2 separate regions of the Homo sapiens genome follow, and region 2 is linked to region 1. A link is a loop called in an ENCODE intact Hi-C map of the cell type or tissue named here. Cell type or tissue: ascending aorta. All regions are shown on one strand.

Evidence for each region. Peaks named below come from ENCODE experiments on the same cell type or tissue, not always from the same donor. Only the 100,000 strongest peaks of a DNase experiment are listed, where the experiment ranks them.
Region 2: a loop joins it to region 1, with 2.6 times the contacts of the local background. A loop is called at or near these places in 5 of 110 quality-filtered maps.

Annotation. Positions count from the first base shown.
Region 1 is chr5:146,963,820-146,968,819 of GRCh38, reverse strand. It overlaps a transcript of PPP2R2B not described here. Among named protein-coding and RNA genes, the nearest start is that of PPP2R2B-IT1, 47 kb to the right of the region's middle. In ascending aorta, a CTCF peak has its summit at 2,578 (motif pointing right); DNase peaks (open chromatin) are centred at 989 and 2,569; H3K27ac peaks cover 943 bases.
Region 2 is chr5:146,822,198-146,827,197 of GRCh38, reverse strand. All of the region lies in intron 2 of PPP2R2B (protein phosphatase 2 regulatory subunit Bbeta), which reads left to right. Among named protein-coding and RNA genes, the nearest start is that of PPP2R2B, 54 kb to the left of the region's middle. RefSeq lists a silencer at 1,875-2,075. In ascending aorta, no CTCF peak of the experiment used is centred here; a DNase peak (open chromatin) is centred at 1,954.

The sequences.
Region 1 (5,000 bases):
TCCTCAACTCCATGCTTAGTGGCAAAATATTGGTAGCTTGAAATTGGCCACGATGGTCTTATTTGCACATGAAGATTGGCAAATGCTATAAACCAAGGCTTGATTTATTGTTAGTTAATTGTCTAGACTCAAGAAACTGATGGAGAAATGTCAATAATGCAGATTAAACTTTAAAGCGTGTCATAGTATCTGTGAACAACACAAAAAATTAAAGAACTCTTCTATTATTGACACTTCAATTCAGCAAAGAAGTAGCTCAGGTCATTAACAGACGACACTGACATAGATCTTCGTAGTTTCAATCTTGTCTTATTCATTAATGTAAAGGAAAATGCAACCAGCATTCATGTTAGCCCGACACATAGCAAGCCAGTTGGCCATCACTTACCAGCACCCCACTGTATCTAACCCACTTTGATGTTCCCAGCACCTGGCATTAACCTGAAACAGAGGTGATACTTAGCAAATGTATATTCAAGACAAGATTTGTCAATTTACAAGTACATAAATATATGAAAACATGAACTAATGAATACAAGGAAGCCCAGAATGTCCCTAAACACCATCACTGCCTATTTATTTGGAGGAAAGGTTCAAAAAAGGGTGGAAACTCTGAACTGATACCCATGGAATGTGGAATGACTTTGCCACTGTCCTTTGAGTGTTGCCTGAGCCCCTTTGCCCAGGTCAGTGATCCAGAACAGACAATTCAATAAGTACAGTGTCAAGTTTCCCCAAGGGCATGTGGATGGCCTCTACATAACTTTCAATTAACACGTAATTGGCAAGATTGTTCTAGATTCATGGGGCCTTGGTTGTGTTCCTTTAGTGGTGCATGCGGCTTATATAAGCTGAGTGGGCTGTCTTTGAGAAATGTCCAGACCTTGAAGGGAAAATTTTCCTCTTTTCCATCACTAGCTTGTTTGCTGCAGTGAGGATATTTCTGGTTCTTGGCTGAGTCGGTCTCTCTTTTTGGCCCATGTACCCCTAGGGAATTGCTGCTGCCACAGATGGAAACTAATTGAAGAGTAACCGTAGGCTGGGACTGCAAACCGGGAGGGAGGAGGGCTAGCTGCAGGATGCCTGGCATCTCTATGTATTCTGACTTCAGCACAGTTTCTGAGCTTAAACATTCTGGGAAGTGCTTTACTGAGTGGGGCTGCCCCTGAGGTTTTCTGAGGGCCTTCCCTTACCTGATGTCAGCAAAGGAAATGTCCTGGATATAGTCCCCTAGGATGGCCACTGGTGCTTAGGAGTGTATCCTGGAAGGAAACTGCCTGCCTAGGTTCAAACCAGCGCTCTGGTTTAGAATCCAGGTAACCATGGGGAAATTACTTAACTTCTCTGTCCCTCAGTGTCCTCATTTATAAAATAGGAATAATATCAATGGAACCTATTTTACAGGGCTGTTATAAGGATTAAATGAGATCATTTGAACCCTGCCTGGCACATAATAAAATCTTCAATAAATTGTAGCTAATTTTTGTCTTTGAAGTGAACGTGGAGGAGACATCTAGAAACCAATAAAGACCTGGCTACAAGAAAAACCAATATGAGATTTAGCTTGGGAGAAAGGCTTCTTACAAAGGCTTAACCAAAACTCAGGCCTGGGTTTCCAGGACCGAATTAAGAAAGCCCTTTTTTATCCATGTATCTAATAGAGGGCAGTATGTTGCAGTGAAAACAGCAGGGCCTTTGGAATTAGACAAGACCTGGGTTTTAAACCTGAACTGAGTGACTTTCAGCAAATTGCTTCACTTCTATGAGACTCAGCTTTCAAATCTGTAAAATAGGTGAAACTATAAGAAGGATTTCAAAAGAGAGGATTAAATAAGGTATGGCATTATAATACTGAGCAAAGGGGAACCATGCTTGTTGAAATTGAAAGATCAATTCTAAGCCCTAGAAATTACTGATCCTATGTGGGTGGTGACATTACCCCCACTAAGCAGGCTGATTATAGAGATTAAATGAGGTGATCTATGTACAGACCTTAGCTCTGTGCCCGGCAAAAAGTAGGAACCATAAACAATAACAGCAGTGATTATTGGCATTGTCATTGATTTTTTATGCTATAGGCTACACATATTTTTGTGCTCCTACGCTGTGCCAGGCCCAGTGTTAGGTACGAGGGATACGTAAAGGAATAAGGCTCACATGGCCCCACACTTGGCTGCCTTCCGTTCTAGTTAGGGGCAAGAGAAGGGGATGGGAAACAGAAAGAAAGTAATGTTTTCAGACAACGATATGCTTTTGCATAAAATAAAATGGTATGATGGATTAGAGTGTTGAGGGAGGGGCCTTAGGTCATGTCAGAGGAGGCCGATCTTTGGCTCTGCTCACATAGCCGCAGTGTAAGAATACAGTTCTCAGGTCTTTGTGTCAGTTTGACAACTGCGCGAAGATAGAGGGGAGTCTACATAAGCAGGAACACCCCAGTATCTCCCTGGGCATGGCTGCAAGTCAACAAGCTGAAATCAGTGTGGACAAGATGGACACAACAGCCTCTTCCATGTGTGACCAGGTGACCTGACATAACCTCCGTGATTTCCTTACCTGCATGTGACCAATTCATCCACTAGGTGGCAGTGTTCAATAATAAACAATGACAACATTAACGAGCCTCTGGCCAACACTAATATCGCAGGCAGCCAAAGGACCATTAGCTAAGAACACCAACTACGGTTTTCCTTTCTAATGGGTGTACAGGATTCCAATTCCTGGCTTTGGTATGGTGACAATTTTCTTCTCAATCTCCTTGCATTTTATGTCTGAAATAGATAATGTTTTTAATTGCCATAACCGACCACATATTGTATGCCTGGGGAATGTACAAAGAGCTTTACAAACATTATTGCATTGCATTGCTGTACCAGCTTTGCAGTGAGTCGTACGATTCCCACTTTATAGATGAAGGATCTGAGGATCAGCGAGTAACACTTTGCCTGGATGCACAGCTGGTAAGTAACAGTGCTGGGTTCAAACCTGGTATCGGATGTCAGAGCCTAGCTATTAACCATCATGCTTTCCTGCTATGGATTTTAAGAAGAATTATTATCAAGATAAGTGCATTAGTGCAAAGTAAATTATCTCTGATATTAGGGCATTATATTTGTACTTATAATACTAGCATTCATACTACCAAATGGAGGATTTATGCAGCACTCACCTGGAAGCTGACGCAAAGCAAGCGGGGCCAGCGACACTTCTGCTGATACCTCAGGACAGGGCAGGCATATAGCAGCAGAGTTTTCTGACTATGACTGACAGTTCTGACAAGGTATCTTAGAGGAATGGAGGGCACACTGTCATTATTTTCTTTTTCACGGATTAAAAAAACAAGTCACAGAGAGGGAAAGTTGCTTGCCTGAGGTCCCACTGCAGTTCACCTGAACCACTCTCTGCACTTTCCCATTATCCTGAAAACTGGCTAATCAGAGAAAACCTCAACGTTCTGAACAAGTAAATGATAGTGTGATTCTGGGGAATACCTTCTATGATGTACTGGCAGATAGGGACAAATTATGTGTATGTATAAGAATTCTATAGCTTGAAAAATATTATTATTTTATTTCTGGAGGAAACAAACATATGGCTTAAATTTTCATCTTATATATTTTGAAGGGAGTTGGTGGATGATTTTCTTTTGGGAATCTAAGCCTGATTCTGCCATCAAACTAACTGAGTGACTGTGAGTAAGTTATTCCTCTCTGGGCCTCAATTAAGAGGATGAGATTAAGAAAATATAAACACACAGTTTGTCATGATGTTCTGGTGTGTAGCCCCATCAATTCCATATGTTTAGGTGATGGTATGCTAGAATTGGAAGGAAAGTTAGAGACAAATGGTATATTATCTTCATTTTACAGATGGGAAAACTGAGCCCCAGAGAGGAGTGACTTGTTCACAGTCACCCAAATAATAGATGGCAGGACCAGGCCCAGATTCCCAAAAGAGGACCCTTTGTCAACTCCCTTAAAAATATAGGAGATGCCGGTCAGGTGCGGTGGCTCACACCTGTAATCCCAGCACTTTGGGAGGCGGAGGCAGGTGGATCACGAGGTCAGGAAATCGAGACCATCCTGGCTAACACGGTGAAACCCTGTCTCTACTAAAAATACAAAAACTTAGCCTGGCGTGGTGGCGGGAGCCTGTAGTCCCAGCTACTCGGGAAGCTGAGGCAGGAAAATGGCATGAACCTGGGAGGCAAAGCTTGCAGTGAGCCAAGATCATGCCACTGCACTCCAGTCTGGGTGACAGAGCAAGACTCCGTATAAAAATAAAAATAAAAATAAAAATAAATACAGGAGCTGAGAACTTAAACCAGAAGCTTTTCTAGAGTGGGCTGTTGCGGGCTGGTCCTGCAAGATAAAAAAAATATCCTAAGGTTAAAAAATCTGCGAAGCACCAAGTCAAACTATTTAGCAGGACATGCCAGAAGCGTTAATATGCTAATGTTTATCATAAATCTCCCAAAAGGGAATTAGAGTATTTATATTTTGCCAAAATTGTTTAACCTCAAACTGTTTTTTCATTTTTTTCTTTGACTGTCAGATCTATGAACAGCTCACACAACAGTGTTTAATGGAATGCAACTGGGAAACACCAACTTAATTTTTGTTTTCTCAGTTTTCTGACGTATTTAGCCGTGGAATCTCATGTTTAAGAGGATAATAGGATAAATGTTTTGGGGAGCATACTTAGGAATGGCTTCACTGAGCAATGGACAAGGCAAAACTATCTTTGAACCCCAGTGTCCAGCTGACTTAAGGGCTACATTTGGATGGCCTACATGCCTGGAGAAGGTCAAGTATCATCAGAGGAAATTCAGCCTTGAGAAGGGTAAATTATTCATAATAGAGAGCTGTCTTTGTAAGAACCTTCTGAATGAGACCTGAAAGGTCAAGCTGTTACAATTGTTCTTTTTAGAGGACAACTCCTTTTATACAATATTTGAGAAATTAGCACAGATAGTAAGAGTTTAATACAATGAGTTAGGG
Region 2 (5,000 bases), 140 kb after region 1:
CAGCTAGGTCATATTTTTATTACTGTAGTTATTCCAAGCATGCACATAAGCCCCTATGATATCCTTGGTCCCAAGGATACGGTATTGATTATGACAGAAAAAGTAGCCATACCTTTGTGGACTTAAAATGGGGGAAAAGAATGGGGAAGAAGCAGAAACTTAAGCAGTTTCAATAAAATGTAAGTGCTAACTTTAGTTCAAATATTTATTGAGCACCTGTGATGAGCTAGTGTTCCAGTAAGGTTGAAAACATAAGGTATAGATTCGAAAAGCCAATTAATATAAGTTAGATAGCAAGGTAAAAAACAGATATTCCAGGGCAATAGATGATTTGTTGACAGATGTATGGTGTAGGCAGAAGTGATATGTATGCAGAGAAAGATTAAATTACTGTAAGTTGGAGCCATCTGTGAATGTTCTTGGAGGGAGGGGAATATCAACTGGATCTTTAAGAATGGGGAGGATTTAAATGGATGAGAAGTAATGGCACTAAATGCAATTTTTAAATGGTGTAATTATTAAAGTTGCTGAGTTTTGAAAACGCCACCAGAATGCATTTTAATTGAATTTCTTTATGCTGCACAAAAAGTAAGTTCTAGTTGGTTCATGGATACTGACTTGGTAAATTGGTAGGTGGTAAGTTAGTGTTCTTGTGATTCCAGCAGCTTGTGCAACCTCTGGTTTGTTACATCATGGAAACTGAAGATTATCTTGGGTTAGATTCACAAAGCAAATTTTCCCTTATCCCCCTCCTCCTAAAAAAGCTTATTTTCAGGGTGGTCTCTAAAATGCTAGACTTAGGCTCTCTAAGGTTCTACTTCAGAATAAGGGATCCAAGAAGTTTTGGCCAGCTCCTAATTTAACCTATACCTAGAAGACTCATTTAGATTTAGAAGGCTGTAGGCATGATGGTTGAGAATTTGAATTCAGAATAATCCGATGTCAAGTTTTGTCTCTGCCACCCTTTATTATGTTGGGCAGGATATTTAATTATTCCTAGATCATTTAAAGAGAATGTGTTCAGATTAAATCATGACTGGGGCATTTTTAAAAAAGAAATGCCAAGTACCGAGGAAGTGGCAATGATGATGAGCCTAGAGATGACTGAGACTTTGGGTATTAATCTTTGAATTATTTACCGGATATAAATTTTACAGCTTCTACACTTCTCTACTTTCTTTCAAGTGAAATTCTTCTTATATCTATAACTCATAAGATTCCCCTGGCATGAGATGGATCCTTCATTCCCATAGGCCTGTTCTGAATTGGAGGAGACAACAAAAACTTCAATTATTAATGCTATTAATGCTCTGTCAAGAATATCTTACTACATGTGATACCAACAACAAAAAAAGTGGCATGATAAATGCTTGCTTTCATAGCATGTCATAGCACACTGTCATAGCATGTCACAGTTTGCAAAATACTTTAAAATATAGCACTGCATACTTTAAACTACAGCACTTCCAAAAAGTTAGTGGCTTTCAATCACCTCTTTTTACAGTTAAAGAAACTGAGGCAGAAAAAGTAACTTGACTCAACCAGGTTATCAGCTAATAGGTGGAGGAGCCTAAATTTGAATTCAGTTATTTCAATCCATCCATAAGTATTTCTTTAACCCTTACACTTATAGTCTGTTTGGAAAGAAAAAACACTTATGATACAAATAGAAATGCAAGCAAGTGCAATGATAGAAATGCAAGCAAGTGCAAATTCATGTACCTCAATGTGGTTGTTAATATCTGAAGGGTAAAAGAGTAAAAAGAGATACTTTATTGAGGTAGCCTAAACAAATCAAAGCTTGTTAGGAAAGCAGAATACTAGGAGATACTATGTGTTTTCTTTTTCCAAATAAACATGGAAGTGTGGGCCACTGCACTGTGAGATAACACATCATTTCTGAATGTGTGTCTCCTGCTGAACCAAAGAGGAGAAACAGCTGCTTTCCCAGCACCATGGACAGCTCAGCAACCCTCTGAAGGGTTGTTCCATACACAGCATGAACAAAGTCGTGTCTATGTGATAACGTCGGCTCTGTGAAACCCAGGGGAACTGACCTGACCTTGTAATGTGAGGAACGTAAATTTAAAATATCAGCGGAGTTGCATTAAATGCTTTTTCAGGAGGTTTCATTAATGTCAATAAGTATGAAACATTTAAAATTATTGATTTTTGGCTGGGTGCGGTGGCTCACGCCTGTAATCCCAGAACTTTGGGGAGGCTAAGGCGGGTGGATCACTTGAGGCCAGGAGTTCAAGACAAGCCTGGCCAACATGGTGAAGCCCTGTCTCTACTAAAAACACACACAAAAAATTAGCCAGGTGTGGTGGTGGGCACCTGTAATCCCAGCTACTCAGGAGGCTGAGGTGGAAGAATCATTTGAACCCAGGAGGCAGAGGTTACAGTGAGCCGAGATTGCACCACTGCACTTCAGCCCCATCTCAAAAAAAAAAAAAAAAGTATTGATTCTTGCATTTTTCTCAATTTAGGACTAAGAGAGGCTTAATTAATTATTATGAAGAGTTTTCATACAGTTTTCTTTCTATCTCTGTTAAAGCCCGTTTCAAAAATTACCACTCTACCACAGTGTGTGTCATGAGTCTACTTTTTCTAGTGCATACTCCCTTCCTCTTACCCAATGCTTTCCCCCAAAACTCAACTATTCTATGTATGGCCAACCCTCTTCTGTGATGATAAGAACCAAATGAAAAGCAATAGATGCTAATTCTATAGCTATTGAAGGTACCCTAGGGAGCCAAAGAGCTAACTCACAAATTGGAAATCATATAACATGGCTGCTCTACCAGCAGTATCTGCCCTTATTGGCCTGAAAACTAGAGATGGTCATGAGGAACACAAATTGAGGCAAACTCACTACCAATGTGAACATCTTCCCTGTGATTCTTTCCATGTCATGAATCTCCATCTGATTTTTAAGGCTGGGTTGGGAGGATGAGACTGACTCTATGTTCTAGGCTTTTGGAATAGAAATAGCCTCATGTTCAATAAGCTTTCTGCTCTTCAGTAAATTATGTTGCCATCAGATTTGACATAATTACATATATACATTTCAAATCCTACTTTGTGTAGCTTCCTGTGACATCTGATAGAGGGGAATTTGTGGCTTAGCTGCTTATAAGTGAAGAAGATGACAGTGGAAACCTGTTGGGAGAGCACTTGGTGTTTGTACCTGCATTCACTTTGCATGCACATCTACTACCAGGGATCCAGGAGGGAAATGGAGTGCTACCCCTAAGCTTTCAGATGGTACTTGCTGACTTGTAAGCAAGGACCATTACAGCATAAGTTTGGTTGAGCCAACTTTTCTTTTTCAAATTAACTTGAAATGAGGCAAACAGGGACTTCTGTTTGGCTATGTTTTGCAAAAATCACTGTTAACACACAGGTGGGCTACTAAGGGCTGTTATTTTTTCAAGTTATTAAAAGGAAAATTCAGAAAGTTAGGGAGAAGAATTATTTTATACTTCTGCTTGAGAAGAACAACATATGTTTGTCATGGATGATTGAATCCATTTCCAAGATTTTAAACTTTAAAGTGGACGTGGCACTATGACATTAGGAATGAGGTTACCAGATAATTTTTAAGTTAATTCTCGAAATTAAACTACTTGGAAAATCTGTTCTTCCCATCTCAGTGCACGTTCTGCTCGTTATGTGGTGTGCCGTCTAAGTAAACTCTGGGCCAGGTGCAGTGGCTCACGCCTGTAATCCCAGCAATTTGAGAGGCCGAGGAGGGCAGATCACGAGGTCAGGAGATCAAGACCATCCTGGCTAACATGGTGAAACCCCGTCTCTATCAAAAATAAAAAAAATTAGGCGGGCCTTGTGGTGGGCGCCTGTAGTCCCAGCTACTCAGGAGGCTGAGGCAGGAGAATGGAGTGAACCTGGGAGGTGGAGGTTGCAGTGAGTCGAGATCATGCCACTGCACTCCAGCCTGGGCGACAGAGCAAGACTCCATCTCAAAAAAAAGAAGAAGAAGAAGAAGTAAACTCTGGCCACAGAGCAAGTCCACCATAGGTAGTGATATGCAGGCTGTCAGATGAAATCTCCAGATTGAAACCAGAACAGGGGGCTGAGCTCCAAACTGGAGAAGAAGCATGTGTAACCTTTTGGTTCACATGGAGGGAGTGTCTCCAAACAGTCCCTTTTGCCAAAAGACTCAGCTTTCCTTAAATATAAAGAAAAACAAAAGTCTTTTTTTCTCAAGGATGTAAGAATGATGTTTGCAATTTGCTCACTTCTTCCTACAAGTTCTAAATTTGGGGACTGCATTGCTTTTAGTTTTAAGGAGGTTATATAAATCTAGATGACAAAGGCACGGAAAGACTTATCTTGGTGCTTTAGTGGTGATAAAAGAAGCTTATTTCTTCATTTAGCAAATGTTTACTGAATATCTACTATGTATCAATCACTGTTTCATGTGTTGGTCATAAAGAAGTGAGCAAGATCAAGATTTCTCTCTTTTCTAATAATAATCTGTGGGAGGAAGAACCCACAAAGCAAATGAGAATTTTATATGTTGATAAATGGTATGGAGAGATTAGGACAAGTTAAGGATATAGAGAGTGGGTGGTAAACAAATATATTAGATGGAGAAGTATTCTTGACAGGACAACCTAAAAAGCAAAAAAAAAAAAAAAACCAAAAATGAAGAAAATTTAGGGAATGAGGACTTCCTGGAGAGAAAATAGTAAATGCAAAGGCCCTGGAGCAGTAATGAATGTGGAGAGTATGAGAAACAGAAGACCAGTGCAACCTGAGTATGATGACTGAAACAGACAACAGTGGTATGAGAGTTAGGCAGGATCCAGACCATATGGAGGCTTGGAGGCCATGAAAAGATGGGTGATTTTATTTGGAGAGCAAGGAGAAGTCACTGGAGGGCTTAGAAGCAAGAAAATGATGTAATCTGAGTTATGCTTTCCAGAAGATCGCTCTTTCAAATGTTCATCCTCATTTGCAAGGCTCTGCTCTAAATT